3 separate regions of the Mus musculus genome follow, and all the other regions are linked to region 2. The links are chromatin loops, found by intact Hi-C in ENCODE. Cell type or tissue: heart. All regions are shown on one strand.

Region 1 (8,000 bases), 55 kb before region 2:
CAGCTCTGTCTGACCCCTAGTAGCACCCAGCTGCCTGTAGCCTGTACTCTTGGAGAGAGAGGGTGGGCAGCCTGGCAAGAGACCTCCTGGACACATAGGTGTTGTTCAGTCTGGGTCCTGGGAAGTGCTCAGAAGAGAGAAGCCATCCAGTGCTTCTGAAGAAGAAGGGTATCTATCTGTTCAGTGGATGCCAATGGCAGTAATGATGGCCACCCCTCCATCAGGAGGGCTTCCTGGGCTTATCCCAGGGCTCCCTTAATCCCTATTCCAATGGAAAGGGTACATGATTTCTGTTTTAGAGATACGAGAACCGAAGTCCCCCTGCAAAGAGAGTTACTTGTCATGGATCACAAAGCTGCTAATGAGTGAGCTGGTGTGTGTATGCGTGTGAGTGTGCGTGTGCATGTGTGTGGCATAATCCTGGCTCTCTAGTGTCTCCTCCCAGCCATTGTCCTTCCTCTCTCCCCTCTCCGGCCTCCTGTCCACCCCCCTCATCAATATGGGCAGTTCTAGGAAAGCCTGCAATGGAGCCTGTGCAGCCAACATGAAACAGAGTTTTAGAATGGACTTACCTATGACCTTGTTCCAGAGTCCCCAGCGAAGTCTCAGCCCTGACCATCCCCACCCTTCCTCAGACCTACAGGTTGCTGCTGAGAGTAGCTCTGCCCGGTGACCACCTCCTCAGCCTGATGAGGAGATGCCTGGTCCCCGCTGGGCTTGACTAGGGCCAGGGCAGGAGGCTCCCCACCTGCCTTGCAGCAGGGTCCTGGGTTTCATGGGGCTTACTGACTGACCTTTAACCTCCTGGGGAGGTTGCGAGGATGCCTCCAGACCATCAGATTGTGGGTCACTACATCCAATCGCTTCACCTTCCTCCCCAGAGGCCATGCTTCTGAGAGCCCTGCCTGAGCAGGGCCTAAGTCTGCATTCTCAATGGCCCTGTACTGTGCCCCAATTTCTGCACAGATATGGTAGACATGCCCAGAGGACCAGGCCAGGAGTAGCTTTAGGCTCTCAGACCCAGGTTTCCTACCACTCCCACCACCTCTCTCCCTCCCTCCCTCCCTCCTTTTCTCTCCCTTCCTTCCTCCCTTCTTCCCTCTTTCCCTCTCTTCCTCTTTCCTTCCCTCTCTTTCTTCCTTTTTTTCTAGTACATTGGACCCACTGGGCTATCTCCCCAGCTCTCTTCTCTCTTTTGTATTTTCATACAGGGTCTCCAGACTGTCTCAATCCTCCTGCCTCAGTCTCCCAAGAAGTTGGAAATACAGGCCTGTACCACCAGGCTAGAAGGGCCTAGATTTTTCTGGTAACAGGCAGAACTGTTCATGAGTGTCAGGGTATACTAGGCAGGACTCCTTAGCCCCTGCGTCAGCAGTCATGGGCAGGTACTGTCCCTTCTCTTGGACTGACATAGGTGTCCTGTGGCCTCACTCCTTAGGCTCTTGCTCCTCAGAGCTGCTGCTTGTGCCCCATGAAGACTGAGTCTTGCTAAGATGTTCTAGCAGGTCTAACTCTGATGTTACCAGAATTAGGGTCAAAGTCTACAGGCCCTAACAGGCTAGACTCTGCCATCCTTCCTCAATGACCATATTGGGAACAGAAACAAAAACAGCCCAGTGACTCCAGGCCATCATGGAGACCTGTCATTCGGCTTACCTTAAATAGGCAATAAATATGCCTAGCTGTAAGAAGTCCTGGTTAAGGCCTGGGCTCATCCCTCACTGGTCTGTCTTGTTTTAACGCCTGGCTTCCAGGTTCTAACAAATTGTCAAAGTGCCTGGCTGGTCTCAGCCCTCCCCTCCCCCCAGCATGAGACTCTCATGGAAATTCCAATTCCTTGGGGTCTGTTGTCTCAATAGCCTGATTGCCCAAGAGAGAGACACCAGGGTCTCTCTTCATTCCCATCAGGACAGTGACCTGATACCCACAGAGGTGACCACCCCTGCCCCAGGGTTCAGTGGCCTTCCCAGGCCTTCCCTATTCCTCCATAGTAACTACCTGCACTAGGTCTTGTTTCTTAGGGTGTTTTTGCCAATCTCTGGCCTCTGATTTCTCTGAGCTTCCCTGTCCTCACCCAGAAAGGGACCTGAGAAGGGCCTGTAAGACCAGCTTTCTAAGAGGATCCTTGGAGCTGTCTTGGCTTAGATACATCCAAATCAGGTGGGGGAGGGAAGGTCACTCAAGAAACTGTCCCAAGCCCCCGTGAACCAGACGGTAGGGTCCCAGATATCATCTGCTGATGTGTGGCACAACTTTTGACTTGCTGATGCCTGTTTGCTGCCTTTGGGTTTGCACAGATTTCTCCAACCGCACTCCCCGCTGCTTCCTGCCTAATTCAGGCAAAACCCAGAATGTTCTGCCTTGCATGCGCCACTGCCGCAGCACAAGCTGGAGAACGGATGGCAGGCCCTGCCCCCACCTGCTCTGGGAAAACAAACATCATGATTAGCCAGAAAGACTCAGCCAGGCGGCCAGGAGGGAGGGAAGCCATACAGGGATGTCAGCTCCTGGAACACTCACGGAACAGAAGCTTCAGTGATTGGACGCACCCACCACAGAGATGGAGCACTGAGAGGCAGAAGCCTAAGATGCTGTCCTCCCTTCCCAGGGGTCCAGCCCAGAGGTTAGCTCTTCAAGATGTGTCTGGGCTGTGCTCAGACTATGGGAAACAGAGCGGCATCGGGGACCCTGTTTGCAGAGTGGGGTCAGGAGTGGCCGTGACCCAGGCTAGCTTTGCTGGGGCAGGCTTCTAGCTGCTGCTCTACAGTCCAGAGCCCTCAGGAAGCAGCCTGCTCCCCTGTGGGGGGTCCTGCACAGGGCCCTGATACTGGGCACACTGATTTTCAAGGACATGACCGGTCACTACTACAGCATCTTAGAGAGTTCGAGACCAGATCCTTATCTAACCCAAATGCCAGCTCTGAGGTGCAAGCCCTGGACCAGAGATGGTGTTGCAGGGGTGGCTTCTGCTGAATAAGTGGAAATGACACCAGGTGCTCCTCTCACTCCTCTGGGCCTTGTAGGAACATGTGACAGTCCCAGCATGGCCCTGGGGAAGAGAGGTCTTCAGGGCCTCAGAGGCTGTGGTGTGCTGGGGTGGCATGCTTACAGCATCCTTGAGGCTAAAAATAGACAAACCCTTGTAAGCAGCTCTGCCTGGCCATGCCACAGGTGGTGGGGACCAGAATAAGCAAGTAGACTCTAGAAAGGGGTGGGCATGCGCATCTTCTTTGTTTGTTTGTTTGGTTTGGTTTGGTTTGGTTTGGTTTGGTTTGGTTTGGTTTGGTTTGGTTTGGTTTTCCAAGACAGGGTTTCTCTGTGTAGCCCTGGCTGTCCTGGAACTCACTCTGTAGACCAGGCTGGACTCAAACTCAGAAATCCGCCTGCCTCTGCCTCCCAAGTGCTGGGATTAAAGGCATGTGCCACCACACCCGGCACTTGCCGCAGGTACTTGCGCATCTTCTGATGAGCTTCTCAGTGGGTGGCAGAGGATGACCCAGGCAGAGGAAGGGCTGGGCCACAGTAGAGCTAAGTGACAGGCTACACAGACTCAAAAGTTGATGAAGGGCCAGCCTAGAGACCCAAGAGGCTCCATCTTAGCTTTCTGACTTCTAGGGCTGGAACTGGGGTCCTGGCCCCTAAAATGCTATGTCCAAGCTGAGCACTCACACACATCCTGGGCACTGTGGATCTGACCTCATGTGTGGGAGTAAGGTGAACAAGGCAGAGAGCAGGGGGCTGGAGCTGACCCGAGGCTTGGGGGTCAGCAGAGGACTAGGCTCCCTGGAGCTGATGTTTCCAGAACTGAGTGGGGAAGGCACCAAGGCAAGATCCCTGTGAAGGGGTAAAGTTGCAGGCTTGGGAAACCAGGGCACAGGGCCAAGACCTCGTAGCAAGCTCTAGGAACACCAGACAGCTGATGAGAACAGGCTCTTGCCTGTTAGACTCTCAACCTCAAACTTCTTAAGTGACTTGCTCTGCTTGCTAAAAAGGGTCACTCACCAGAACACAGGCGCCAGGGCGCCAGGCATCCGGGTAGAGGTCCGGGCCACACTCTCAGCCGGCGAGCTCATGTGTTCAAAATATCAACCCTTGTGACTATTTCCAGCTTGGCCGGAGGAGCGGGGCTTTTCATCAGCGAGCCAGAGCAACTAGCTTCAGGGCCTGGAGCTGGACCCCACAGCACGGGGCGCCTGTAGACCCAGGACAGGTGCTAGTAGCCTTCGCTGAGGCTGTGCTCCACTGGGAGGTACAGGTCTGCCTCCCTCGGAAGCTGACTAAAAGGGCCATGTGGCCCCAGCCCAACCAGTGTCGGGCAAGCCTTTCTCCTTCCACTGGGCCAGCATCAGGAGAACCTTGGCAGGCGTGCCGCTTTTGCACTGACAAAGCTGCCCACATTTGAAGCCCAGGTTCTACCTGGTCCCGTAACTGGAGGAGACATAATAACATGGTAGGAGCGCTCAGAAGCCAAGGGTTCCCTGCAGGGGGCGCTAGGCCAAGTTCTCACGCCCCCGGGGTCCATGCTTTAGCAGCAATCGTTACTTATTAGCTTTTCTGTCTGTGCTGGGAGTGGGCTGTTAAAATCTCCAGCAATCCCCGACTCATTCTTGCCTCCCTTTTGTTCCAAAGCCTCTGCTTCCTGTACTCTGCAGCGTCTTACAGAGGCATGCATATTCATAGCTGCGACATCCTTCTGATGAGCTGACCTTTCTATTGTAGAAGCTTTCCCTCTCTGTCGCTTACAATGGGCTTGCCTGGCAGCCTATTTCCTGCAACACTTAACAGCCTGCCAGCTGCCAGGCTCCATGGTTGCATGGAAGTCTTTCTACATACTTTTCCTTCCAACCTTTCGGTGCTGTCTCTGAGCTGGAGCTGGAGCGTAGTGCTCTCTAACACTTGTGAAGCTCTGGGTTTCACTCCCAGTACTATGTAACTAGGCATGTCGCCGGATGTCTACAGCATTTGGGAGGTAGAGGCAGAGAATTAGAAAAATTAGAAGTCCAAGGTCGTCTTTGGCTACATACTAAGTTGAGGCCAGTCTGGGCTGCATTACATTCTGTGTCAAAGAAAAAGCAAACATGAAACAGGCAGATAACAGTAAATCTCTTAAGGATAACATGTCAGAGCCTTATTCTTTTTTTTTTTTTTTTAAGATTTATTTATTTATATGTAAGTACACTGTAGCTGTCTTCAAACACTCCAGAAGAGGAAGTCAGATCTCGTTACGGATGGCTGTGAGCCACCATGTGGTTGCTGGGAATTGAACTCCGGACCTTCGGAAGAGCAGTCTGGAAGAGCAGTTGAGTGCTCTTACCCACTGAGCCATCTCACCAGCCCTCAGAGCCTTACTCTTTTTTTTTTTTTTTAAAGATTTATTTATTTATTTATTTATATGTAAGTACACTGTAGCTGTCTTCAGACACTCCAGAAGAGGGCATCAGATTTCGTTATGGATGGTTGTGAGCCACCATGTGGTTGCTGGGATTTGAACTCGGGACCTTCAGAAGAGCAGTCGGCGCTCTTAACCACTGAGCCATCTCGCCAGCCCCAGAGCCTTACTCTTTACTATTCCATTTTCTTTCAGTCCTAGGGATTGAACTGGGGACCTCATGCATGACAGGCAAGCCTCTGCCACACCCCTGATATATTAGCCAGGCTTCTCTAGAGGAACAGAACTGATAGTGTGTGTATATGTGTACGTGTGCGTGTGCATGTGTGTAAAGGGGATTTATTAGATTGGCTTACAAGCTAAGTCCAACAATGTCTGTCTAGCAATGGAAGGCCTAAGAATCCAGTAGTTCTTTAGTCCACCAGCTGGATGCCTCAGCTGCTCTCTAGTGTATGCTGGAGTCCCAAAGAAGCAGGCTCTAATGCCGGTGACTAAATGGACTCGCCAATGAGAGCAAACAGGCACAGAGAGCAAGCTTCCTTCTTCCTAGTCCTTTCTATAGGCAGACAGTATGCCTGAGACTAAGGGGGAATCTTCCCACCTCAAAAGATTAGGATTACAGGTGGGTCTTCATACTTCACATTATTTAATTCAGAAAAAAAATTCCTCATGGGTCTACCCGGCCTCTTCTGTTTTAGTTAATTCCAGATGCGGTCAAGTTGACAACTGAGAATAGCCATCACACCCAGCATGTGCTAGGTTTAAAAAAAAAAAAAAAAAAACTAGGACTGGAGAGAAGCTCTGCAGATAAGAGTTCTTGCAAGGACCCAGGTTTGGTTCCCAGCACCCACACGGCCGCTAACAATCACTTGTTGCACATTCCTGCATACAGGAAAACAAATAAAATAAATGGCTTTAAAAATCTAGTGCAATAGGCTAGAGAGATGGCTCAGTGGTTAAGAGCACTGACTGCTCTTCCAGAGGTCCTGAGTTCAATTCCCAGCAACCACATAGTGGCTCAAATGGGATATGAAATGGGATATGACGCCCTCTCTGGTGTGTCTGAAGACAGTGTACAGTAAACTCACATAAATAAAATAAATAAATCTTTTTTAAAAATTGAGTGTGATAATCTTTACTTCCTGTATATATGTGCACTTGTATACTTGTGTATGTGTGCATTTACTTGTGCACTTGAGTATGTGTGTGTGCACTTGTATATGTGTGTGCTCACTTGTGTATTTGTATATTGTATACTCACTTGTGTACTTGTGTATGTGTGCACTCATTTGTGTACTTGTATATGTGTGTGCTCACTTGTGTGTTTGTGTATGTGTGTGTCACTTCTGTACTTGTGTATGTGTGTACTCACTTGTATAGTTATGTATGCACTCACTTATATAGTTGTATATGTATGTGCTCAGTTGTGTACTTATATATGTGTATACTCACTTGTCTACTTGTATGTGTGCATGTGCTCTCTTGTATGGTTGTGTATGGGTGCACTTACTTCTGTACTTGTGTGTGTACACTTGCTTGTGTACTTGTATGTGTGCACTCACATGTGTACTTGTGTGTGTGCATGTACTTCCTTGTATAGTGTGTGTGTGTGCACTCACATGTGTTGTGTATGATGTATGTGATGTTGGGAACTGGACAAGCACACAAGTGAGTACACACATACACAAGATTACAAGTGAGTGTACACATTCACAAGTATACAAGAGAGTACACACATTCACAAGTATACAAGAAAGTGCACACACAAGTATAGAGGAGAGTGCACACACAAGTATACAAGAGAGTGCACACATTCACAAGTATAGAAGAGAGTGCACACATTCACAAGTATACAAGTGAGTGCACATATTCACAGGTATACAAGTGAGTGCACACATTCACAAGTATGCAAGTGAGTGCACACATTTACAAGTATACAAGTGAATGCACACACACAAGTATATGAGTGCTAGACAAGTGCTCTGCCACTGAGAATGTGCTCAGTCCTTGTTCTGTTGTGTTTTATGACAGGGAATTACTCTGCAACAACCTCTTAAACTTGCTATCCTCCTGCCTCAGCAGCCCAAGGGTAGGAGCCACAGGTGTGTGAACTCGGCTGATCTCCAATCTTTACCTTCAGTGGGAGTGTCTCCCCATCAACAGGAACTAATCTGGAGTCTGGTGCCTCAGCTGACCCGGCTCCTTGCTCTCTGTCTGCAGCTGCTCCTCACCTCTTTTGTGCTGATTTGATACTTTTCAGTATTCCGTAATTTTCCTATTATGTGTGGTTACAGATATTTTTAATATAACCAAGAGATTAATCTTAAGTTTATCCCAGCATACTCAGAATTAGAATCAAATTACTTCAAGTAAAATATAGCAACAGTGAGTTTTCATTGGCTCTGCCCTGAGTGCTGTCCCCGTCTGTCACATTTATATTAGAAAGTTAACCCAGCATGAATGTTTGTCCTTTGTGTGCTTTGAGACAGGGTCTCACTCTGTCGCCCAGGCTTGCTTGAAACTCACTATGTAGTTCATGCTGACCTGTAACTTGTGACCGTCCCCCCCCCCCCTCAGCTTTTCAAATGCTAGGATTATACCACACCTGGCT
Region 2 (8,000 bases):
TTGATTTTTGGCACACAGATAGCTAACAACTGCCTGTAATTCCAACTTGGGAAAGTAGGAGCCTGACTCTCTCTTCTAGTCTCTACTGTAATCCCCACATACATGACACATGACACAAATAACACACACACATGTACATAATATTTTGTAAATTTTAAATAAAACAAAACAAAAAACCCACCACCACAGCTACTGTTTTGTTTGTCAGAGAGAGTATCTCACTACATAAACCAGGCTGCCTCTGATAAAGCCAACTATTGAGGCTACTTTCATTTTGGTGGATCTACAGAGGATCTAAAGGTTGTAACAAGTACATTAACATGTGGAGCCTTGACACCCATGAGAGAACCTGCTCTGTACCAGTCAATAGACAGCTTTTTAGCCATTAACCTTGAAATACAACAGGGTGTATTATCCTTGAAATATCCAGGGTGGGCAAAGGCCATGGGCTGGGGGCTTAGGGTTCCTGGAATGCCTGCCTCGTTAGCACGGGAAGCATGTCGGGAATCACAGGGCTGGCTGAACGGGTTTTAAGGGGAAAAAGAAATCAATCTGTAATCTAACTGTGGCTGCATGGCATTCCTCAGAGAGAGGCACATGCTGGCACATGATGCTAGCGCAGCGGTGCGTGCTGGTGACCCAGCAGTGGGAAGGCAGGGACAGGGTGGCCCTGAGTGACTGCTGCAGAAAGCTTTGCTGACTCGGCGAGAGACACTACCTGGAAATGTAAGGTGAACAATCAGAATGGCCAATCAATAAAAGAATTGACGGCTCATACTGGAGAGGCTATGGAGTAAGGGGAACACTCATCCATTGCTTGGGGGGGGGGGGCAGTGCGGTGCAAACTTATGCAGCTACTATGGAAATCAGCGTAGCAGTTCCTTGGCGAGCTAGACTAGACCTACCTCCAGACGCAACTATACCACTCTAAGATATACCCAAAGAAGGCTTCATCCTACTACAAGGACAGTTGCTCAACCGTGCTCATTGCTGCTCTATTCATAATAGCAAGGTACAACCTAGATGTCTGTCTGTGAATGAATGAAGAAAACGTGGTATATTTACACAGTGGAATATCACTCAGTTGTTTATAAAAAAATGAAATCATGAAATTCACAGGTAAATGTATGAAGCTAGAAAAAAATCATCCTAAGTGAGGTACCCCAGACCCAGAAAGACAAATATGACATGTGTTGGTGTCAGCTATAAGTAACTATAAGTAAGCTACAATCCATGTTGCCACAGAAGATCTGTGTAGAACAGGGGATGAGCGGGCTGTGCTGAGTCACCCTAAGACGGGAAATGGAATACACAGTCACAGACGAATAAGGGATGGACTGGAAGAGGATCAAGCAGGAAAGGGGAGGGATGGGGAAGAGGGGAGGAAATACAGGGACGGACAGCTAAAACTAGGGCCCATTTAAGGGGTTGTATAGACACCTAATACAATAGAAGCTCCTTAAAATATATACATGGAATAACAGGGAGACAGACCCCAGGATGGACATCACTTGTCACCTAATGAAGTCTCCACTGCCAGGAATGGATTAAGTCCTGTCGCATTGTGGGTCAAAGGGGCCCCATGAGAACCTCAAACAACTCAACACTGTTCCCAAGGTTCCTGAGGTCCTGTTCTGAAGACAGCACTTACACAACTCCCTGAGCTAGAACTTTGGTCCCAGTACTAGGGAGGTGGATCTCTGAAATCTAGGCCACTCAAGCCTACACAGTGAGATCCAATCAAAAAATAAAGAAGTGGCAGGAGCAACAGTCCAGCAGGCCAGAGCACTGGCTGCTCCTGCAGGACTCAGGGCCAAGTCCCAGCACCCACACAGCAACTGACAATTATCCCTAACTCCAGTTCTAAGGGTCCAAAGGGCACAAATACACTTAGGTGGACAAACATTTATACACATAAAGTAAAATAAATAAATCTAAAAAAATAACTCATCAAAAGGGCTGGAGAGAAGGCTCAGAGGTTAAGAGTCAGCTCTTCCAGGTCCCGAGTTCAATTCCCAGCAACCACATGGTGGCTCACAACCATCTGTAATGGGGTCTGATGCCCTCTTCTGCTGTGTCTGAAGACAGAGACAGAAAAACAACAAAGGTAAGACAGTTTGCTAAGTCAATGATGGTGGTATCTGCCCCCAAAAGTAGAGACAGCACAGGCCAGCTATGTTCATGAAGGGTCAGGATCCAATCCAAGCTCTGCCTCTATTTACTGCGCAAAAAAAGTCAAGACTGACCTTGAACTTGTGGCAATGCTTTTAGTGCTTCGCTATAGCAACTTATAGGTTTCTACTATTTAATAAAAATTTCGGTTACTATCATTTTGGATTTACCTTCAAGACTGTGACCCAAAGGACTGGGCTTTAAAAAATTAAAATGTGGTCTGGCAAGGTGGCTTTGAGGTAAAAAGAAGCACTCATTGCCAGTCCTCACACACACATGAACCCTGGAACAAGGAGAGGGTCAATGCAGCAAGCTTCCCTCTGACCTCTACACCTGCAACAGTGTGAATATACACACCCAAAATTTAAATAATTAAAACTAAAGTGCAGTTGTTCAAGGTAGTGTGCCTAGAGAGCAGCCAAGTTTCCCAAACCAGCCAATGCCAGCTACCATGAAGACAGAGTTGCTCCGCTCTCATGTCCACCAACCTAGCCTTGCCTTGCCTTGCCTTTCCTTTCCTTTCCTTTCCTTTCCTTTCCTTTCCTTTCCTTTCCTTTTTCATCTATTTGTTTGTGACAGTGTCTCTCTACGTAGCCCTGGATGTCCTAGAACTTGCTATGTATGTAGGCCAGGCTCGTCTTAAACCCAGAGACCCCAACTGTAATTTGTTTTGAACACTGAGTGTCCACTGTCCCCAGCAGAGCTCGGTCGCCTAACTGGGAACATCAGCCACGGGCATCCACTCTTCTTGCTTTTCTTGAAATGTTCTTCGGAGTTAGTTACACAAATACTAATTTTGGTAGGCCTCTCTGCTACACTACCTGGTCCTCACTTCTCTGATTTTCTGAGAGAGGTGGACACCTACCCCCCACCCTACTTTGCACAGGACAGCATTTGGTACAAGCGATGAAATGGGAGATATGCATTAGCTAAAAACTCCCTCATGGTTAAAAGCCCTTCCATGAAAATAAACTTTCCGCCTAAGAAAATCAACTCTGCTCTCATAAGAACAAAAGCTTACAGGAGCTTAAAGGAAATGAAATGGCTCAGGAGAAACACAAGTCCCCTGAGGATCTCTCCAGGGGAGAGTCCGTGTCTGTCTCTGTAAGGGGCTGAGGGGTCCTGTGCAGAACCTCTTGGGGACCAAGGCAGGAGGTCCACAGAGGTCACACAGCTTAAGCAGCAGCACAGTGGCTCTGTCCCCAGGGCATCCTGCCCACGCTTGGGAGAGGAGAGGCCTGTCGCTGACTGACTACTCCCACTGACACCCGCCTGCAGGTCAGAAGCCTCAGACTCAGCACTGGGCAGACTCCGTCTGCGCTGACATCACCACCATGGCGCAGTGCAGGGCTGTTTACTTGACAATTATATCCAAACAGGCCTGGAGAACCACCTGATATTAACTCTGATGGTGACAGATCTGCACCACTGTGATCATAAAACAGAGACTGTATTAATCCATGGCTTTTTAGGGTTGCAGTACTCACTCACTATTTGGTGTAGCTTGAACAGAGTAAAATACAGCATGATCAAAGGAATGTGATAGAGGCCAAAGGCAAGTAACAAAATATGCCTTGGCTTGCGCTTTGTTTCTATGTTAATATTTTTAACCCAATGAAACAAAGTCCTTAGAGTAGCAAGAGTTTCAAATTCAATTGCAAAAGAAAGAACAGATGAAAGCTGCTATGGTAACCAATTCACCCTTCCCTCCCCCAGACACTGCAGATTCAGAAACTGTCATCCTGAGTCGGTTACAGAGTAGGAGGCTCAGACCATAAGGCAGGCTGAGGACAAAGCTTATGGTCTTAATGGAGCTTAGAAAAAGACTATAACGGTTTGCAGTGGCACTAGGTACTGCAAAGGAAACACTACAGTAATTTCTGTCATGGCTTAAAATTGAGACTGCCAAACATTTCTAAAGAATGTAATAACAAGATTGGAGATGCTGCTCAGTAGAGCGTTATGCCTGGTGTGCACAAGGTTCTGGGTTCAATCCCCAGAACAATGGAGTATGATAAAAAAAAAAAGACCATGGCATTTCCTTTTATTATTATGAAAGAAGTTATCCCTAAGACTCACATAGAAGCAAAAGGAACATTTACGTACAACAGTTCTGCCACCTGGTGGACAAAGACATTACTACAGCCAACATCTGAACCCTGACTATCTTGAAGGAACAAGAGAAGGCAAGTCAGAAACAAGATAACTATGCTGTTTGTTACTATTCCCACTGCGTGCGTGCCCATTCCCCAGCCACCAGTGAAGACCACCATGGAGAGACAAGAGATGACTGCTCCATCCCAGCGCACAGCGCAGGAGGCTAAGTTCTCTTCAGGTCTTAAGTGTACTTCTCTGTAACTGGATAATTCTGTCCTCTTTTCCAGAACTCACATTTGCATATCAGTGTAAGAGTGAGCAGACCAGGCACACCTTTACCCTCAGCCCTCAGGAGGCAGGTGAGTCTCTATGCGGCCAGTTTGGACGTCACTGTGAATTCCGGACCAGCCAGAGCTACATGGTGAGACCCTGTCTCAAAATAGTCAGACACACACACATCCCTTCAACTCTTCCAGACCTGTCCCTAAGCAGGGAGCTGAACACTCACAGCAACCTTATTAACTGTGTGTACTTGGCTGTGCACGAAATAATTCAAAGACTCAAGATCTGCCTGGCTTTAATAGGGAGGGTGGGGTAGAGGGCGGCATAGACTAAGACAGTGCGTCATCTCTCTATTCTTGAGCAGAATGGAAAGAAAGCAGCCTTGGCTTCTCCTGAGAAACTGCTAGCTGAACTCCTTTGCTCGACTACAGAACAAGGATGAGACTCTTCGTCAGTCCTTCATAGAGTATTAGGAAAACATTTAAGATACACACGTGTAAACAATTATCAAATCAACTCTGTCACAACATTTCTTTTTTGCAGTGCTAGAAATCACACCTGAAGTTCCTTCCATCCATGACAGGCAAGTGCTCTCCTACTGAACACAATCCCTTTTATGTTTCTTTTCTCAGTCCTGAGAAACAAATCTAGGCCTTTCCTATGTTAAATCAATTTTCTGCCTCTAGGCAACACCTTCAGTGCCTAACGTATATTTGTATTTTTGTTTGTTGGCTTTTCGAGACAGGGTTTCTCTGTGTAGCTTTGGCTGACCAGAAACTGAGCTCTATAGACCAGGCTTTTCAGAGTATTGGGATTAAAGGTGTGTACCACCACTGCCAGGCTCCTGATATATTTATTTCATTCATGCCCCAAACTTCCTTTTAATGACTAGAGACTGCCTTACAAATGACTCATTTCAAGGCCACCTTCAACTAGGTCTTAGGCAGGCAGGATAGTGGCAATCGGAAAGCTGTTTCCATCTCTGAATCCCAGTGCCTTGAGTGGTTTACCTGTCTAACCCTGTATTTGTAGGCCTAGCAGTGAAGCAAGCTGTATACTACAGGAAGCTGACCTGCTTCACCCAAGTCACTTCCTCTCTATGCCTGATCCTTCTGGGCATGGGGGACAAAGTTAAGAATATGTTGAAGGGGGCCAAGGGGACTTACAAATCCTACCACTTTCAATGCTGCAACCTTGTGTGAAGCTACTCTTCATTCAGCACAGACACTGTGGACACTGCTGGAGAAACAGGCTCTTCAACAGCTTGCAGCACAGGCTGCAGCAGGATAGTCTATAGTAAATTATCTATTGTATGTATCAGAATCCATCCTCCAACAGACTTCTTAGATCTACTTTATGGCTAGTGCTACTCCCTGTAGCTATTTGGGCCCTTGTGGAATTCTCCTTACAGTTGAAAAGAGAAGTAACTCAAACAATTAATTACAATCGTCTTAAATTACTTATATAGGCAGCCTGCTCTGCAGAAAGAAAGAAGTCCTTCCCTGTGAGGGTTTCAGCATGCTTTAACCTACTCAAGTGCTATTTATAGGAAGGAGACTAGAAAACAACAATTAACAACAAAACCCACAAAACCCATAAGTATTTGAGGATGGAACTTGGTTTAGAGCTAATGTGACGGTATCCACAGAATGCACACACAGGATGTGTGAGCCCCAAAATCTCCCCAAACAAAAACATCCATATGGTAGGCTGAAGGATTATCAATGACTTTTAATAATGAAAATAAACTTGTCTGTAAGTAATGTACTTCCCCCAAACCCATTTGACAGTAACTTTTTACATATTATGGTCTAATCTCTTAAACACTGAGATGTCCTTTATGTAATCATAAAAAAGTATATTAAATTCTTCAACAGTGCTTTATTCTCTGTCCACAATCCAATCTGGCTAGTTATTGCATTATAGTTGACAAATTTAAAGTACATCCCAGTTAATTTCATCCTTACATATGCATTTTTTTTTAAGTGTAAACAGAGAGTCATTATCACACCTAAGAAAAGCAGCAAAACTCCTGGGTAAGAGCAACGGATGTTACACCCGCTAGGCTGTCTACAGTACGTAATCCAAATCCAGCGGTAACGCAGAGGATCATGAGCAAATCCCTCTATCCTCTTCTGGTAGCAACAGTAAACTAGTCTCACCACTTTAGAAAATTATTTGGCACTGACTTTTAGCTGAGCAGATGAGACACAAAAATAGGTCAAAGAATGTTTCTGTAGTAATGTTTGTTGTAAAAACTTAAAGCAACTCCCCTCTGTTGACAGGAAGGACAAGCAAATTCTATCGAGGCAGCCGAGAAGCAAATGTAGAGGGTGGATTGGGGGGACACACTGACAGGCAAAAGCAGCCCAGCATGGAAGACAGCTTCAGGCACTCCATTTTAGCCCAGCTCTTCATACAGCACGTATTAGGGACCAGGAGTAGGTACATTCCATCACCCACAGGGCAGCTTCCTAGCAGACTAAAGCCACACTTGGAGATGTCAGAGCAAAGCAGTGGGCTCTGCATCCCACACGCTCTGAAGGTGGTGATGCCCTACACAGATGCACCAACTCTGCAGGTGCAAGGTCTTCATAGCAAGGCAAGCTCTCTTGGGTGTACATGGCTATTCTCTGCTTTCTGCTTAATGTAGCTGTGTACCTAAAACTTGCCCTCACAACCGTTTCCCCCTTTAAAATAGAAATGACTTATTTGCTCCTTAACCTATGGATTCTATTTAGCCTTAAAAAAAAATATATATATATACATATACACACACACATATATACATATACATACACACACACACACACACACACACACACACACACACATATATATATATATATATACACACACACACACACACATACATACATACATACAGGGCTGGAAAGATGGCTCAGTGATTAAGAGCAATGACTGTTCTTCCAGAGGTCGTGAGTTCAATTCCCAGCAACCATGTGGTAGCTCACAACCATTTGTAATGGGATTTGATGCACCCTTCTGGTGTGTCTGAAGGTAGCCACAGTGTACTCACATGCATTAAATAAATAAATAAATAAATAAATAAATAAATCTTTGAAAAAAATATACTCAATCATGTGTTTCTTCTTCTGTTTTTGAGGTAGACTCTAAGTATGTCATTAATCTATCCTGTCATTCTGTAAACACCAGAGTATATTTTCACATACCCAGTTGGTATACGAACCTACTACACACAGGGCTATATGACAGAAAGAGATATATGGTACAGCCAATTAAGACAAACATCATGACATTAAATTGGGCATAGTAGGAAACAATGTGAGAGAGACATGGCAGCCATGAGCTATGTGAAGCTGCAGAGAGAAAGCATACATTTAAAAATAACCACTGATCTTTTATCATCACCATGTAAACTATGTAACTATCTGTGTACATGTTCATAAAACTGGCACCATAGTAGG
Region 3 (8,000 bases), 150 kb before region 2:
TGAACTTCAATGCATTGTACAAAAGCTATGGGAAACCAAGGTGGCCCGGAGGGTAAAGCACTTTCCGTGCAAACCTGGCAACCTGCATTTGATCCCTAGACCCCACTTAAGGGAAGAAGGACAGAACTCCTCAAGGTTGTACTCTGATATCCATGTGAACACTACGCACGCATGCACCTCCTCCCAATGATAAATCAAGTAGAAAAATAAACTGATTTACACAGCATCAAACGTAAGCTATGTGAAATGTGTCAGCCATCTAAAAAGCCCAGAAGGGTGGTGCCCCTGCACTCAGAGGCTGGGCAAGAAGGTCCATTATGTTTGGGGATCCCTGAACTATAGAGCAAGCCTCTGTCTGAAGGAAGGAAATGGGTAAGCATACCTTGTCTTTGATGATGCTTTCTTGGCACGCTGTGCATTTTGGACTGGAGGAGCTGAAGGAAGCAGAGTAAGTATGTCAGAGCAGGAGTCAGCCCCTCCCCCAGGCTCACAGCACAGAATGCTTTCCTTTGTAGTCAGGCCTGCTCGAGCTTGCAGCAACAGGCAGGGCTCCAGGGCTGTTGAAAACTGAGTTTAAATAGTAATCCACAGGAGAAAAAGCACTGAACTTTAAAACATGCGACTACATTCAGTAGCTCAGTCCCATTGGGAAGACTTAATGACTATGAGTTAATGACCACGAGAGTGACATTTGGTGCCACAGTGGTTCTCGGAGGGGAGCCTCTGGAAGGTGCACCCACAAATACTGAAGTCCTTCTGATGCTCTGGTCTTGGGCTATCTACAAACTCACCTGCACAGGGGAGCTGCATCTATCCTCCAGGAAACCCCACTACAGGCCTCTCCTGAGCCCAGGTGGTTTCCAGGTCCTCTTCCATGCAAATTGGGTGCTGAACCTATTGTGTCATCAGCAATTTCAACCTGGGTCCTTTCACTCTCAGCAAAACCAAGTGGCCTGTGTGGGACACGTGAATGGATGTGCTGAGGGTGTGGGACGCACAGGAGCCTGGCTACTGGGCTCGGCCTCGGTCTCAGGCACCCAGGTGTGAGTGACCAGATGAGAAAAACTCTGTGGCCTTCTGAAGCTAATGTGTCCTGAGGGCACTGACGGCACAGTGTGTCTTGCAGTGGTCTGAGTGTCAAGCACAGTGCCTGGCAAATATAAAAAGCTGCACGATGATGCTCTTCCCAGCTGACTCAACTCTGTCCTCCAAATCCCAACTTGCCCTTGTGACTTTACCATAGCAATTACTAGACTCATGAGCTTCTAGAGTCTTGGTACCCCAGATCTCTGTGGATCCCCCAGGCAAGCATGCAGCCTTGCCACATGCTCTGTTCTGCATGTGACCCTGACCTTCCTCTCTCCTGGCCCAGGGCACTCTTCAATTTTAAGGACTTAGGATCATTTGACATGACCACCATAAAACATAAGCTTCTTGCACAGAGTACAGCAAGGCAGATGGGAGGCACAGAAGCTTTGTGGGCGGAGAGGCCTGGGCAAGTGGGATGTGAGGCAGGCAGGGCAAGGTATGGAGGTCTCAGGCACTCAAGCATGAGATGTGCCTGAGTTGCTCTAAAGGCCCCCCACGCTGGAGGTCTTGGAAGAAGCAGGTGAGTGGGGGTTGAGCCCTGGAGGGCACCCACCTCAGCAGGGCGGCCATGCAGCTCTCGCAGAACCGGTGGCCACACTCCGTCTGCTTCGGGTTGCACAGCACCAGGCGGCACTTCTCGCACTTGTACTTGTCTTCCACCGTCTTCACAAACTTCTCCTTGTAGCCTCCTTGCTCCGGCACGAGCACGGACCCTGCGCCGCGATCAGGCTGCAGCTTTAGGGGTGGGTTAGGCTGCAGTGTGCCAGCAGCATCCATCTTTTTGCTTGACTCCATCTTAGGAAACTGAAATTCTGCCCGGAAAAAGGTAATGAGAACTGTCAGTCAACCCCTGAACCCTTGAAAAGGCCCAACATACATGGCTGAGAGAAGCACCCGTGCCGAGGTCTGTACTTTTGGTGTTTAAATGGGGCACCAGGACCCTTCCCAGCCTTAGTCTGCCATGGAATAAGAAACATGACCAAGTGACCACCTTCTTTTTACTTTAACCAGATCCTACCGTTAACACTGCCATTCAGAATATTCCTGAAAAATGTACTTAGTAAATTGTGTTACAAGATTCTTTAAAATACACAGAATATTTTTCTTTCATTTTTTAAAATTTATTTATATGAGTACACTGTAGCTATCTTCAGATACACCAGAAGAGGGTATCAGATCCTATTACAGATGATTGTGAACTACCATGTGGTTGCTGGGAACTGAACTCAGGACCTTTGGAAGAGCAGGCAGTGCTCTTAACCACTGAGCCATCTCTCCAGCCCCAGAGTATTTTTCTGTGCCAGAACTTCATTGTAACAATTTGGCCAAAGCAGTATCTATTGTTTTTAAGATTTATTTTGTTTTTAATTGTGTGTGTGTGATCTACATGTGGAGACACACATTAATGCAGACACCCTTGGAAGCAAAAGGCAACATATCCTCTAGAGCTGGTGTCAAACTTGGGTCCTCTGCAAGAACTGTAGGCTCTTAACCACTGAGCCATCTCTTCAGCCCTAGCAGCAGGCATGTTTGGTCAGCTTTATCTTCTGTTTAGCTCACTGACCATACTCCCAGCATACTGTTATAGACCGACCATCTCTTGTCCTAGCAGTAGCACTTACAGCAGATGAGGTATAACCAGACCAGCAGTCATGTCTGCGTGTGCCCACAAGATGAAAGGCAATTGTTTTTGCCCTCAGTTTACCAAGCCTGGAGTGCTCTGAGTCAGCCCACATACAACAGAGCCATGGTATTGCCACATGGAGCCCGTGGGGAACACAGGCTTCGTAGGGCTGAGGGACAGGCAGGTATAAAGGTCAGGCCCGTCAGAGGGACACGGGACTGGATGGGTCTCCTGGGCAGGTTCACGTCTCACACCTGCTACCAGTTTCTCTGCCTTCCACCTGCAAGTCCCATAATGAGCAATGAGAGCACTCCCCAGACGAGACGTAAGGATCCCAGACCAGGCAGTTCCATCAGCTGAGTCTTGAGGGCAAGTAAGCAAAAATAAGCAACAACATAAAGCAGCTGACTAGGTTCCTAAGGAAAAACTGACTTTAAGGAAAATTATAGCTAGCATCAATAAATACCCATTAACCCTAAATAATTGCTGACAGCACAGATGGCGTGAGCTCAGATGGCGGCAGAAAGGCTGGTTTCTCTTTCCTTACTTTCTGGATATCCTACCATCAGTGTTAAGTTTTTAAAAAAGAAGATGTATGTATGTATGTATGTATGTATATATGAGTACACTCCAGACACACCACAAGAGGGCATCAGATCCCATTACAGATGGTTGTGAGCCACCATGTGGTTGCTGGGAATTGAACTCATGACCTCTGGAAGAGCAGTCAGTGCTCTTAACCGCTGAGCCTTCTCTCCAGCCCCCAGTGTTAAGTTTTAAAGCAAGGAATTTTGAATGATAGACAGTTGCGATCTCAGAAACATTTTTGCCGGATTGGCCACACTCCTCCCCTGTGAGAGACCTCTCTGGGTGGCTCTAGCACACGGGCACTGATATACTTTGTCTCAGCTCAGCTTGCACAGCCCCACCCATCCAGTTTCCGGTGCACCTCAGCAGGTCCGAGAAAGACACCTGTGGTGGCCTTAAAGATACAGAGTTTACTTTCCTGCCTTGACACTCCCAATCCTTTTCCTCCCCCATGCCATGGATCTGCTAACTAGAAAGGCTCTGTCAAAAGTTACCAGCTCTCTTCAAAAATACATTGTAGCCTTGCCCAATTTATTTTTCCTACTTAAAAAACTGTCTGGATGGCCTAGTCAGTCATCAATGGGAGGAGAGGCCCTTGGTCCTGTGCAGGCTCTATGCCCCAGTAGAGAAGACTACCAGGGTCAGGAAGCAGGATTGGGTGGGTTGGTGAGCAGGGGGAGAGGAGGAAGGGATAGGGGGCTTTTATGTAAATAAAATATCTAATAAAAAATGTCTGGGTTTGACTGGACAGGAATATAGTTCAGTTGGTAGAAAGTTGGCCTGGACTTGGTCCCTAGTATCAAATAAAATGGGTCATGGTGACACCTGTTCAAGGTCAGCCTCATAGACATAGTGAGTTTGGGACCCATGGAAAAAAAATCTCAAAAACAAACAAAAAACCATAAAAATAAAACCCTCCGAACCCAAATAGGCCAGATCCTGTCAGCTCACAGTATCTGGGGCACCCACCTCCAGGGTCCCCCATACTTCTCTCGCCAGTATAGGCCTCAGAGCTATGAAGTAGGGCCAAGCACCCCACAGAGCAGAGGCAGAGCAGACACAAGGACTCGGGACGGCTCGGGCAGAGCCGAGTGTTCCTCTTCCCGGAGCCTTGCTCACGTACTGCTTTCTGCTGTTCTTTCTGAGGTACAAGGAGCAAATGTTTCATGGCCAGGGCTATACAAAAATGGCTGTCAGCAGCAGACCAATTAGTGAGCTGATGGTCTAGCTGCACCTGAGTGAGCTTTGATAAAAGAGAGTGCTGCTGTGGTAACGTGAAGAAGCCTTGTGCAAAATCTTCGGACGTGTAAGTCGGTTTTCAGGACTTCAAGGGACTAGTGACGGCTTGCAGTCTGCCTTTGAGGAACTTGTTCACAGGAACAACGGCTTACCCTTCTGAGCTATGTGTGGAAATGTCCTGCACGGAAGGTCTGCAGGGTTCACTAGCTGCTTGCCGCCGCCAACCATCCTATGTCCCTAGGGACACTCCAGTATCTCTAACAGCCAACTTCACAATGTCCCCTCCTTCCTCTGAAGGAGCTCCAAGCAATCCTCTGTGTGCTTGTTCCGACTGGAGAACAGCAGGCGTGGCTAGGGGATGGAATTTGGATCTCTTCAGTTGGCTGATAACCCCCACGTGTAAAGAGCAGGGCCTAACAGGCTCAGTATGTACTTACTGAGTTAATAAAGGCGAGGCATGAGCCGCTCACCTCAAACATTTTCTGTGACAAACTGACTTCAGGAACAGAAGACTTTAATAACTGATCTAATTTTGTGCAACGTGAGAACCATCAAAGATTTCAGCTCCTCACAGCTTTGGTCTGATGCTCTGCTCTATAGTGCTTAGGAAGCTATGTCAAGTAAGGGTCTTAGGAAGGAGATAAGGGTAACTGAGTTTCGTTTCTAAGTGTCTTAGTTACTTAGTTATTGCTATGAAAAGACCACAGCAACTTCTTTCATAAAAGAAAGCATTTTATTAGGGCTTGCTTACAAGTTCAGAGGTTTCGTCCATTACCCTCATGGCAGGAAGCATGGTAGCACTCACACAGACAGAGTAATGGAGGGGTAGCTGAGTTCTAAATCTGGATCCAAGGCAGCAGAAAGAGCCAATGGTTCTGTCTTGGACATTTGAACTCTAAAGGACACTCCCAGTGAGTGATATACTTTCTCCAACAAGGCCACACCCACTCCAACAAGGCCACACCTCCTAGTGCCACTCCCTAAGCACTAAAATATATGAGTTGGGACTGAAGAGATGGCTCAGCCGTTAAGAGCACTGACTGCTCTTCCAAAGGTCCTGAGTTCAAATCGCAGCAAACACATGGTGGCTCACAACCATCATAATGAGATCTGACGCTCTCTTCTGGTTCGTCAGAAGACAGCTACAGTGTACTTACATGCAATAATCTTTGGGCTGGAGCAAGCAAGGCTGGAGCGAGCAGAGGTCCTGAGTTTTAGTCTCAGCAACCACATGATGGCTCATAGCCATCTATATACAGCTACAGTGTACTCATATACATAAAATAAATAAATCTTTAAAAAATATGTGAAATGAATTGTCCTTACTATAAATGTAAACAATGAATTAATCTGGTGGCTGTATTTATTTACTTTATGCTAATCCCCAATAACTTCACAAATCAAGATTTACTTAAGACTGCACCTCAATAGCTGAGCAGTTAAATGATGTATCTTAAACGTCTATGGTAATCTGGCTACTTTCCAGCCCCATCCCATGATACTTGCATGTTATCATTAATCAGGCTCTTCAGACCCTTCTTCATCACTCCAATTCCTCCATTCTCCCCATGGTTCTGACCCTCCTTCTTTCCTTCCTCTCCCTAGTGGATGTCCACCCTATTCTCTATTCTGCCCAGCTATTTATTGGGTGATTGGTATTTATTGACAAGGCAGAGAATAGTGGTAAGAACTATTTACACAAACTTGAGACAAGAGATTCTTGGTGTAAGCATTACAATGCCATGTCTGGACTGAAACAAGATATGAGGACAGAGAAATCTGAATTTTAATAACCCCGGGGTAAACCTTACACAGCCTACAAAACATTATGCCTACATATGAGTCTATGGGGACCATCCTATTCAAACCATCACATCCACTCCCTGGCCCCCATAGGCTTGAAGCTATATCATAAGGCAGAAATGCATTCAGGACAACTTCAAATAGTCCATCAGTATCAACCCTGTTTAAAACTCCAAAATCCCTTCTGAGACTCATGGCAATCTTCTAACTGTAATCCTCAGACAATCAAAATCAAAAGCAGACCACATACTTACAACATATAACAGCGTAGAATATATCTTATCATTCCAAAAGGGGGAAAAGGGAACACCGTGAGGAAATAGTAGACTAAAGCAAGACCAAAAAACAGCTGGAAAAGCTCCACACTCTGTGTCTCCCTCCATGTCCCATGTCAAAAGTGTTCAAATCTCCAACTCGGTTCAGGTTTGTTGACTGAAACACACTTCTCTCTCCTGGGTTGACTCCATACCCAGTCTGCAGCTTTCCTTGGTAAGTATCCCACGAGTCTGGCATCTCCAACATCTTGGGGTCCCCAAGGCAATCCAGGCTTTACCTTCACAGCTTCACACAATGGCCTCTCTAGACCTCCATGCAGGGACACCCCTGACACAGACCTGGCCTGGACAACTTTCCTTAGCTGTGGAGGGGGATTCCATAACCCATTTCATGTATTTTTGACTCTAAAGCCAGAACCACATGACCAAAGCTGTCATGTTCTATTGTTTGCTTGAGCTGGAACATGGCTCCTTGTTCAAATACATTTTCACCAGCTTTCTGTTTTCGACAACTTCCTTTACTGTCCAAGCTCGGCTGTCTTGGAACTAAATCTATAGAGCAGCTTGGCCTTCAGCTCAGAGATCCACCTATCTCAGCTTCCGTCAGTGCTGGGATTAAAGGCCACCACTCACTTTCCTTTCTTTCGTCTGTCTCCATGGATAGTGGACTTGACGCCACGCGTCCTGGTGCTCCTTGTCTCCTCACACTGTAGAGTTTGTATTTTTTCCTTGCTCAGCTGCCTCCTCTTCATTATAAATCTGCATAAGCATGCCCACGAATAACCAAGCAACACAGTCAATACTAGGCCATCTGGAAATTTCCTCTGTCAAAGCTGTTAATCTGTAATTCTTTAATTTAGCCTCAGACAGATTTGGGGTGGGGGTGGGGAGAAGCGGCCAGAAAGTGTCAAAATATTACAAGAACCCTCTCTAGGCTACATACTAATATTCTTCTCCTCTGAAACCTCTTGAGCCAGGCCATCATAATCTATATTAGTCTCAGCACCACTGTCTCCCATGCTCCTAACAGTATAGTCCATCAAGCCCCACTTAAAGCATCCAAATGCTTTCCTAATCCAAAGACCCAAGGAGAAACCACATGGTCTGGCCTGTCACAGTAATACCCCACTCCTGGTTCAAGGTCTGTTTTAGTTAGGGTTTCTAGTGCTCTGAAGAGACTCCATGGCCATAGCAACTATTAAAAAAGAAAGCATTTAACTAAAGATGGCTTACAGGTTCAGGGGTTTAGTCCTGAGGTGGGAGCATGGCAGGACACAAGCAGACACGGGGCTAGAGAGGTAGCTGAGAGTTCTACATTTGGTTCCAAAGACAGATATCAGAAAGAGATCAAACCACTGGGCCTGGCTAGGGCATTTAAAAAC

What was found. Peaks named below come from ENCODE experiments on the same cell type or tissue, not always from the same donor. Only the 100,000 strongest peaks of a DNase experiment are listed, where the experiment ranks them.
Region 1: it touches region 2 in a loop (2.0-fold over the local background); 5 of 42 quality-filtered maps call a loop at or near these places.
Region 3: it touches region 2 in a loop (2.7-fold over the local background); 6 of 42 quality-filtered maps call a loop at or near these places.

What each region holds. Positions count from the first base shown.
Region 1 is chr12:111,139,876-111,147,875 of GRCm38, reverse strand. No RefSeq gene overlaps it. Among named protein-coding and RNA genes, the nearest start is that of Traf3, 22 kb to the left of the region's middle. RefSeq lists an enhancer at 4,263-5,138. In heart, a CTCF peak has its summit at 4,466 (motif pointing right); a DNase peak (open chromatin) is centred at 4,095; H3K4me3 peaks cover 913 bases; H3K27ac peaks cover 3,313 bases.
Region 2 is chr12:111,084,773-111,092,772 of GRCm38, reverse strand. All of the region lies in intron 3 of Rcor1 (REST corepressor 1), which reads right to left. Among named protein-coding and RNA genes, the nearest start is that of Rcor1, 49 kb to the right of the region's middle. In heart, a CTCF peak has its summit at 4,298 (motif pointing left); a DNase peak (open chromatin) is centred at 3,402.
Region 3 is chr12:111,231,463-111,239,462 of GRCm38, reverse strand. Traf3 (TNF receptor-associated factor 3) reads right to left here. Exons shown (of 12, transcript NM_011632.3): 3 at 1,643-1,901; 4 at 383-434. The coding sequence starts at 1,884. Among named protein-coding and RNA genes, the nearest start is that of Amn, 36 kb to the left of the region's middle. In heart, no CTCF peak of the experiment used is centred here; a DNase peak (open chromatin) is centred at 4,852; H3K27ac peaks cover 872 bases.